Linked DNA regions of Mus musculus: all the other regions are linked to region 4. A link is a loop called in an ENCODE intact Hi-C map of the cell type or tissue named here. Cell type or tissue: left cerebral cortex. All regions are shown on one strand. Region 1 overlaps Gm33439 (a long non-coding RNA gene). Region 2 has its middle 16 kb from the start of Gm33337. Region 3 has its middle 6.1 kb from the start of Gm33337. Region 4 has its middle 75 kb from the start of Gm33337.

What was found. Hi-C counts contacts between places; a loop is a spot of excess contacts. Peaks named below come from ENCODE experiments on the same cell type or tissue, not always from the same donor. Only the 100,000 strongest peaks of a DNase experiment are listed, where the experiment ranks them.
Region 1: a loop joins it to region 4, with 2.8 times the contacts of the local background. A loop is called at or near these places in 2 of 42 quality-filtered maps.
Region 2: a loop joins it to region 4, with 2.0 times the contacts of the local background. A loop is called at or near these places in 5 of 42 quality-filtered maps.
Region 3: a loop joins it to region 4, with 2.0 times the contacts of the local background. A loop is called at or near these places in 5 of 42 quality-filtered maps.

The regions. Positions count from the first base shown.
Region 1 is chr10:118,767,309-118,769,808 of GRCm38, forward strand. All of the region lies in intron 1 of Gm33439 (a long non-coding RNA gene), which reads left to right. Among named protein-coding and RNA genes, the nearest start is that of Gm33439, 22 kb to the left of the region's middle. In left cerebral cortex, a CTCF peak has its summit at 1,251 (motif pointing left); DNase peaks (open chromatin) are centred at 570 and 1,199.
Region 2 is chr10:118,698,575-118,701,074 of GRCm38, forward strand. No RefSeq gene overlaps it. Among named protein-coding and RNA genes, the nearest start is that of Gm33337, 16 kb to the right of the region's middle. In left cerebral cortex, no CTCF peak of the experiment used is centred here; a DNase peak (open chromatin) is centred at 940; H3K27ac peaks cover 253 bases.
Region 3 is chr10:118,708,364-118,710,863 of GRCm38, forward strand. No RefSeq gene overlaps it. Among named protein-coding and RNA genes, the nearest start is that of Gm33337, 6.1 kb to the right of the region's middle. In left cerebral cortex, no CTCF peak of the experiment used is centred here; DNase peaks (open chromatin) are centred at 1,026 and 1,901.
Region 4 is chr10:118,639,096-118,641,595 of GRCm38, forward strand. No RefSeq gene overlaps it. Among named protein-coding and RNA genes, the nearest start is that of Gm33337, 75 kb to the right of the region's middle. In left cerebral cortex, no CTCF peak of the experiment used is centred here; DNase peaks (open chromatin) are centred at 1,216, 1,789 and 2,077; H3K4me3 peaks cover 633 bases; H3K27ac peaks cover 860 bases.

The DNA of each region.
Region 1 (2,500 bases), 130 kb after region 4:
GATAATTATTTTTCTAATGGACATGAGCTGCATTTTTCAAAGTGTACCCCACACACACATGCACACACACACACACACACACACACACACACACACACATACACACACATGCACACATGCACAGAGAGAGAGTGAGAGGGAGGGGGAGAGGGGGAGAGGAAGGGGCAGGGAGAAGAAGAAGAAGAAGAAGAAGAAGAAGAGAAGAAGAAGAAGAAGAGGAGGAGGAGGAAGAAGAGGAGGAAGAGGAATAAGAGGAAGAAAGAGGAAGAGGAAGAAGAATTATTTCTATGTTCGGGGGAAATGAGTGAAAAATTCTTTGGCGGAATATTTTCAGAGCATCTTTCCCAGCTCTTGAAGATTCTGCTATTCATGGCAGACTGGCAGCTTCGGAAAGTCTCACTCTAAAGAATTGCTTTAAATTTAGCTTTTCAGAAACCAGTTTGACCGCAGATTCCTTTTTCTATAGATAATTGCTAGGCCAGTCCTATGCTCCATGGAATATGTGCTGGGAAATTTTAGATTAGGGCTGAAGGCTAGAAACACGAAGTAAGTGTGACAGAAAAGTACACTGAGGAGACAGGCTGTGGGGGTGACACTCTTCTGTGTAGAATCAGGAGAATAAGGGTTGAGGACTATGTCACTGAGGGTGTGACATTGAGAAGAATATGTCCCCTCTCAGCCACAATGGGGAAGTGTGAAGGAAGGAGATGGATGAAGAAGGCAGAAGAAAGCCATCTGTGATGACATCGGCACTCAGCAGACAGTGACTTGAGAGCTGAAGAGACAGATGGATGTCCCGGCGTCACGGAAGAAGGAGAACAACATGAAGAAGAGCAAAATAAAGGATACTGGGCTAGACGTGGCGAAAGAAGACACTTCTGAAGATTCCACGGGTGGGAAAGATTCCAGACTGCTCTGCCACAGAGCTGCCTGGTCTTCAAAATCCTGGTACCATCAGCAATTCACAAAAAGTGAATCTGTCAAAACATTAACTTCCTGTTTGAGAAGAGGGCTGAATGGTATGTGGATGCATTAGAAATTTCCAATTGTTACAGTAAGTCTCCTTGAAACAGTCACACAACACTCATGATGCATTTCTGAAGTAAATATGACATAGAGGTTCTTGCAAATAGTTTAGGAATGTAGGGACTGGAGAGACAGCTTGGTGTTTAAGAGCACTTGCTGCTCCATCAGAGGACTAGAGTTTGGTTTCTGGGACCCATGTCAAGTACTTCCCAAGTGCCTATAACTCTAGCTCTAGGGGATCAGATGCCCCCTGCTGGTCTCCATGGATACACAGACTCACATATACATACTTACACCCAGACACACATACACACACACACACACACACACACACACACACACACACACACACACACAGAGAGAGAGAGAGAGAGAGAGAGAGAGAGAGAGAGAGAGAGAGAGAGAGAGAGAGAGAGAGAGAGAGAGAAATAAAAATAGAATAAATCTTTTTTAAAAGCTGCTTAATGGACTCACAAAATGGTTCAGTGGGTAAAAGTGCTTGTTTCCAAGCTTGATAATCTGAGTTCTATACCTAGGACCCACACACCAGAAGAGAAAACGGTGCTTTCAAGTCGACTATGCACACATCATGGGCATACACATGCATGATAGATAGATGGTAGATAGATACATAGATTCATAGATAGATAATGCAGGGATAGATAGATACAGATTATAAATAGATATCTAGATACATTAGATAGATAGATACATTTGATAGATTTATAGGTAGACATAGATACATTAGATAGATATGATGGATAGATGATATACTAGATAGCTAGATAAATGATAGATATAGATATAGATAATAGATAAATTTATAGATAAGCATAGATAGATCAACCAATAGATAGGTAGATACATAGATACATAGATTCATAGATAGATAATGCATGATAGATAGGTACAGATGATAAACAGATACCTAGATACATTAGATAGATTTATAGATAGGTATAGATATGTAGATAGATATGATAGCTAGATGATAGATTAAATAGCTAGATAAATGATAGATATAGATAGATGAGTAGATAGATGATAGATAATAGATATATAGATGATAGATTTATAGGTAGGCATAGATACATAGATCAATCAATAGATAGATGATATATTAGATAGATAGATAAATAGATAGATGATAGATAGATACATAGATACATAGATAGATAATAGATATAGATAGATAGATAGATAGATAGATAGATAGATAGATAGATGATAGATAGATAGATGATAGATGATAGATAGATAGATAGATAGATAGATAGATAGATAGATAGATAGATAGATAGATAGAAAGAAAATAGATATAGATTGATAGATAGATGATAGATAGATGGATAGATAGAAAATAGATATAGATTGATAGATGATGATTAGATAGATAAAAAGTTAGATACACAGATAGATTAGGTATATAAATAAATTATAAATAGATATAGATAGATTACCCATCTGTATACAG
Region 2 (2,500 bases), 59 kb after region 4:
AGACAGAGATGGAGAGACAGAGGTAGAAAGAGATCAAATGATTTTGAAAGGTGCATTTCTACATAGGTAGAAATCCCAGAGCACTGTTTGGTGGTGATGTTGCCAATCAGTATTAATGAAGATGATAGAAATAGAGGAACTTACAAGATGTTTAGAAGGTAGATTTATGGATATAATGGATACTGTGAATATGACTCCCCTGTGTCTACTTGAGATGGGGTGGAGGCCCTTGGTCGGGGAAAATCAAAATCAGGAGAGTTTTTAGAAGAAAGGTTGAACTGCATTTTGGAAGTGTTCGTATAATATTGAAGTGAAAGTAAGTTGACAGTTACTTGAGTGTGGAGTCCAAAGGAAATTTAACACTAAGTATATTTACAAAGTTATTTAATAAATACCTGCAAATACTTTATTTTTGCCATCCAGAGCTGTCAAAGTACTGAATTATTTAATCTTCCTAGTAAAAGTTCGAAGCAAGCATAAAATCACTGAATTTTCTTTTTAAATCTGTAAGAACATCTAGGCACAGAAGGTTGAATGTCTCCCAGTGAGGGGCCTAAAAGCCAAACTCAAACCCAGATGGCCTGTCCCAGATCCCACATTCTGAAACTCTAGGCTGTCAAACTGTCGGTGGACTTCCCCAAGTAGAGCAGGCAGAGGAACAATAGCAGAGACAGCTCTGTGAGCAACTTGAACGCTTAAAGTCAGAACAGCGTCAGTTGTCAAAGGGAGGGGTGTTCCCTTTAAGGTTCATGAGACTTGTCTGCCTGAAGATTTTTCCAGCAACGATCCCCGCTTTGATGTCAGCAGAGTCCCAGGAATCAGGTGTTCCCATCAGTCTGTGTTCCTCCACCAGCCTGTCCAGTCTCAGAGATTCATCTCCCTTGAAAACCCAGGACAGAGCCACCCAGCACTTTCCCAGCTTTGAACACTTGGTGCTCCTCCAAGGCTAACACTTCTGCCAGCAACTTGACTCGGATTATTTTTAGGGAAATAGCAATCTGCTCCTCAAACACTTCCAGCCTGGGATGCTGGCAAGAAAAAAAAAAAAAAACTCAGCAAAGAAGAAAGCTGTAGGTAGAGAATAACAATGGGAGAAGAAAGGGCTATGGAAAGGAAAGCAACGAACAAAAGAACAAACGCCAATGTTGTTGCAGAAAGAACCTGATCATTTCAAGAAAGTCAACTAGAAGCTCACTGGCACAACTGTATTAGCTGGCCCTTCATCGCCATGGAAAACACCCAAGAGAAATGGAGGTAGGAAGGGAGTGTGGCTCATGGTTTCAGAGGGATCAGCTTAGCATCTTCTGGCTCCATGGATTCAGGATGGTGGCAAGACAGAACAGCTTGGTAGCAATGTATGCTGTTGAGCTGTTGAGCTGCTCTCTCCTCCTGTTAACCCAGAAGCAAAGAGAGCACAAGACGTAGACAGAGCCCCAAAGCACAACCCCCAGGGCCCACTGCATTCTACTGGATCTCATTTCCAAAGTTTGTATCAGCCTCTAACAGCCCACAAAATTATGGATCCATCAATAGATAGATCACTCACTGATAAAGTTGACCCTTAGGACCCAGTCACTTCCCTCAAACCCCAGTGCTGAACATAGGGGTCAAGACCTCTGCATGCGGATCTCTGGGAGATAAATCAGACCCAACCGCTAAGAGTGCCCCAGTCAAGCCGACTGTCAAAGGACTTCACCCACATTGACCTGCCTCTCTCTGCTCAGTATTGATCATTTGCTTTACCTATTGTGCAAGTTCACGGAGTCCCTGGCAGAGTGCAGAGTACAGTCAGGGACACAGGCTCTGGACCAGTAGTGCCATGCAAGTGTCCTGGCCATGGCATGTGTCATGGTGTCATTTCAGGCAGTTGCTTGGGTGGCCTTATAAGCTCCTACTGTAAAATGAGAATAATTGTATCATTTGCCTCATGTGGTCCTCATGAAGCATTTGATGTTGCCTCTAAAGCAGGAGAGAGTAAATATTCAAGAATCTGCTGTTAATTTGACTGTTGTTATTATTCAAAGGGGATGATTCTTTTCAAGTTCCTTTGTAACACCACGATGCTTTCAAAACCATCAAGGAACTGTGTTCATAGTCATTCCTACTATCAAGCCATTAAAGGGGGTAGGGGGGTTAAGACTCAGTTCACATATTGCAAATTGAATTATTGCCAATTACTGCTTAAAGCAGTTAGCATTCAATCGGGAAAGAAGGGCGCTGGCCATGTATATGTGAGAATATATGGTGTGTCCCTAAGTGTTCATGTGCATGTGGGTCTGTATTTTGTGTACATTCAAGTGTTCATGTGTGCACATGTGAGAGCCTGCCTGTGCACATGTATGAATGCATTGGTATCAGTGTTGAGAAGGGTTTCTCTTTTTGAATGACTTTGGTTTGAAGTGCTTGTGAAATCTGGATCAATGTCTATACTGAATCCAGATCAGCGTCTATACTGAATCTGCATCTCGTCGTTTTGTCTTATGCTAGAGCTTGAAGCCAC
Region 3 (2,500 bases), 69 kb after region 4:
ATCAAGCCCTCGAGAGATGAGTGTTATTTTTATGTGAAATTAACATAAAAATGTTCATGATTAATATGGCCAAATAATTTATTTACACCCATACTGTCTCACATAAAATTCTACAAAACTTGGAAAAAAGAAACCCTCAGAGCCATAAGAGAACGTCATTTAATTGGGTAACTCTCATTATATATTCTCGGAGTGATGTGTTCATTAAAAGGAGCCGAAAGCTGTAGACAGAGAAAGGCATTTCAGCATAAAGCAGAGGTGCAGTTGGAGAAGTTCTGATGTGCAGTGTGTTGTGTGTGCATGCGCGCGCGCGTGTGTGTGTTTGTGTCTGTGTGTGTCCGTGTATGTGTGTGTGTTTGTGTGTGTGTGTGTGTGTGTGTGTGTGTGTGTGTAATATCAGAGGTTAGATATAGAGTTAGATGCTGGGCAGTGGTGGTGCATGACTTTAATCCTAGCACTCAGGAGTCAGAGGCAGGAGGAGCTCTGTGAGTTCAAGACCAACCTGGTTTACAGAGGGAGTTCCAGGACAGTAAGGGATACACAAAGAAACCCTGTCTTGAAACAACAAAATAAGACAAAACAAACAAACAAAAAAAAATAAAAATAAAAATATCCCAGGGCTACCCAGTCAGTCAGTCAGTCAGTCAGTCAGGATAGGAGGCCCCTACCCTTTTCTCAGGACTTGTGTATGTGCAGACAGAGAAGTGAGGCTCCCTTCGCTTGTTTGGTGAGGAACTAGGTAGAAAATGAAGATTGTGATGGAAAGAAATCCTGAGGCTTTGTTGGGTAGGAAGCAGAAAGAAGTACATGTGTGAGGGAAGTGTGATTTCTCTCGGTATCCTGGGTACCACATGACCAATCAACCCCTTTCCTTATCTCCATACCTCCATCTTTTGTTTTGTTTTTTGTTTGTTTGTTTTGTTTTGTTTTCTTGTAGTCAGTTAGCCATTCTGCACTGAAAGCCATGCATTGCTTGTTACAAGCACAGCCAAAGTGAAAACCCACAGACGGGGTTCCTAGGAAACAAGAAGGCAGATATCTTAGTCAGGGTTTCTATTCCTGCACAAAACATCATGACCAAGAAGTAAATTGGGGAGGAAAGGGTTTATTCAGCTTACACTTCCACATTTCTGTTCATTACCAAAGAAGTCAGGACTAGAACTCAAGCAGGTCATGAAGCAGGAGCTGATGCAGAGGCCATGGAGGGATGTTCCTTACTGGCTTGTTTCCCCTGGCTTGCTCGGCCTGCTCTCTTATAGAACCCAAGACTACCAGCCCAGAGATGGTCCCACCCACAATGGACTGGGCTCTCCCAGCTAGATCACTAATTGAGAAAGTGCCTTACAGCTGGATCTCATGGAGGCACTTCCTCAAGGGAGGCTCCTTTCTCTGTGACAGCTCCAGCTTGACACACAAGTTAGTCACAGGAACAAAACCAGGGTAAAGACCAGTTGCTTTGGGTATTATCATCATCCAAGGGATGACTTCCCTGTGATACGACAGATGACGACAGATGACACTTGAGTCAACTCTTTGCTTGACCAGATCTTAAAATAGATGTGGCAAAACAGGCTAACAGAAGTGAAACGGTTATTCTAAGAAGCAGGGAACCGTGGGCATGATCAGGCTTACGTCATGGTACCCATAGAGCCCCAGACGCATAGACAGTTCTCACAAGTTGAGCCCATAAGGCTAACGCTGAGGCGATATCTTTAGATGATCTCTCTACTCTTTCCTCTTACTGAGGAAAAGGACTAAGGCAGACATGGCCACCTCGGGCCAGCAGTGCTGCCGTGAGGATGAGATTCATGATGGTGCCAGCTGTTTCTGCACGAGTCCATCACAACATTCATTGACCAGGCTACCCTTCCTACCATTGGCTTGCAGCCAAAGACTTCCAACAGCAGAGGCATGGTGGCAGCTTCACTTTTGTACGGTTGCCAGTAAAATGTGGCTTTTGCTGGAGTGTTAGGTTCTGCCCATTCATCCTTTGCTCGGCTCCCTCCCAGGGTTTTACCCAAGCATCCTATGTCCTTAACATCTCCATGTGTAGTTCTCCCAGTCAACAAACCTCTTACATGTCAAACCTTGCCTTAGCACCTGTTTCTTAGAGAACCCAGGGTTCTAAGAACTGGATTTGTCTTCTAGAATAACTATCAAAAAGTAGATAGCCGATCAAAGTGGAAACATCAGATACATGGCTCCAGAACCCCAACATATGGAATGCAGATACAAGGGCCAGAGTTTCGGAGCTTGGACATCATTAAAGGCCCATTGATTAAAAGTGTCCATTGACTTTGACTGTCCTAGTGTCTAATGTTGACTGTAGAACTTCTTCGCCATTATAGGCTGGTTTGGAGCTAGGCCTTTGGAACCAACCATATGAGAGTCTAATTTCCTTTATCCTCTTTGTTTTCTCTAACCGGGCCTGAGTAAATTTCCATTACTTACAACTACATGAGTCTAAGCTGTTACATTGAGAAAATTGTCCAGAGTGTTC
Region 4 (2,500 bases):
CCAGTTTGCTTGAGGACAAGATAATTTAAAATGCACAATCTTTTGGAGGCCCTGAGATTAATAAATCCAAGTCTCAGCACTGAGCCTGACTTCGGATCCCCAGCCTTCACTAAAACCGAAGCATGACTGTGCATAGCTGTAACCCCAGCACTGAGGGTGGGGGTGGAAGTGGGTGAATCCCTGGGGCTGCTGAGAGCCAGCATGGCCAGAATGGTGCCTTCCGGGGACAGTAAGAGACTTTGTGTCCAAGAGTAAGGTAGAGAGCTATAGAGGAAGTCAGTTGACAGCTAGCTTTGACTTCTGCTTATGTGCACATGGATACACACACACACACACACACACACACACACACACACGAGGGTCCACATGAATAGGCCTGGAATTAGAAAAGGTTTCTTCATCTCAGAACACATGAACATAGTAGGTATTCTCTATTACAACTATCTTGCTTTATGCTGTCAGAAATGGGCATTCAAAGGCATAAATACGTAACCTATCTAAAGTAATTTCATTAGTGACAAAGTTAAGGCTAAAATTGAGTTTCTGGGTTCCCTGTCCTGGGCTCTAGATCTCTCTCTTTCTCCCTGTCCCGATCCCTGTCCCTCTCCTTTTCCCCCCTCCCCTTTCTCTCCCTTCTTAGTTTCTCCCTTTCTCCCTTTCCCCCTTTTCTTCCTCCTCTTCTTTCCCTCTCCCCTTCCCCCTTTCTTCCCCCTCCGGCTTCACCTTCATCTTTATCTCCACCTCTGTTTCCCTCTTCGTGCGTGTGTGTGTGTGTGTGTGTGTGTGTGTGTGTGTGTGTGTTTGCTTTTGAGTGATAGCCCAGTATGGCCTGCAACTTACTATGTAGCTCACGCTGATTTCAAACTCCCAGGGATCCTCCTGCCTCAGCCTTTTGAGTGCTAGGATTACAGACATAACAGGACCCTCTACTCTAAACCACGTTGCTTTTATGGCCAGGTATAATCCACCAACTGGAGAATAACAAAGAAAAAAATTGCTTTCCTTCTAGTCACCCTCCCCTCCCCCTCTGCAACCTTCAAATGTGGGAAAGCTGTTATCCTAGGCTATGCCAAAAAAGGGGTGGGGGAAGCCACCATACAAGTCTCTCAAGACAGGCAGCCAGCAGGCAGGGCCTTGCCTTGACTAATGAGATGGCATTTCACTTGGTACCTTGGCCCACGCCCTTGCTTTTTCCAGAATGCGCGTCTGCTGAGAGCACCTGCTTGGAGCCCTTCCTCCATCAGCCACTGCACACAGTTCTAAATAAGTCAACCTTGGGTCGCCAAGAAGCCATCACAGCTTCTTGCCTACTAAGACAAAAAGCAACAGCTGGGTGACAAAAATATAACCCCTGTCACTTTTCCAAACAGCATAAGACCTGGCCAGAAGGGACCCTGAGTGAGATCTGGGGCATGCTGTCATTCACAGCTGCTGCCTGGGGTGACATTTTTCCTCCCTGGTGTTTTGAGTGGCAGAGGTTGGGATCATTTTCCGATGTTGCTTTTCTTCCTGGGGACTTCTTTGTTCACGTGCCACTGGGCATTCACCCCCTCTGGTCTGAAGTGTTTACATATAGCACGGGTGTGAAGTTCACTTTGGGGACAAATCCTGAAGCCACTTATTTATTTCTGCTAGAGGGGGAGCTGAGGTTTCTCCCACAGAAAAGCAAAACCAAGAACCAAGCTTCTGAGTTGCATCTGTTTTCTTTTCTGGAAACCACCCGCTTGCCCAATTTGGTTGCTGCCTCTTTTTTTTTTTTTCCAAGTGGGTCTATACAAAAGTCTGAATTACTCTCGCAGAGAAATAGCGTTAGCCAAGAAGCCACTCCGATTTGAATTTCTTTTCCTGGCATTCTCTCTCTCCCGCCACTTCCGATTTGATTTCCCACTTACACAAAATAATTATGGGGCAAAATGGATTATGAATTTCCTTAACAAGAGGCAGAATTGAATCGTTAGTAGAAAAAGAGAAAAAACCATCTGACGGCTGTCCACGTTCATTTTGATACTGTGAATCAGATGAACAGAAGCAGGCGTGTGTGTCTTTTAAGTAAACAGCCTGTGTTCAGAAGGGACCTTGGTGCTGGGGATGAAATAAAGGCTCGGGCTGGATGAGCTTCATAATCAGCCCAGCCTCTGCTGCCATCTGTCAGGGCTGGGCTCCTCTCCCTCCGGGCTGCAGCTCCTGGGGCCCAGCTGACAGAAGGGCATCATTATCTGGCTTGTGGGCTAGGTCATACCACCCAGACAGGTCACCTTGTGTCTTTGGGGTGTTTTGTCCCCCTCCCAAATTGAATCTTGAGACTAGGTAATTGAATTTTCATGCTAAGATTAAATGGTGATAGCATGCAATGTGTCCACTCCCTTCTGGTGGCCAAGTAGGCTTGTTAAAGTAGCAGGGATAGGATCCAGGTAGCTCTTCCTTCAGTCTTCAGGGGATCAGAAGCAGGGAACCCTGCCTGGGCACAGACCACAGAAATGCAAAGGTCTCAGAGATGTTC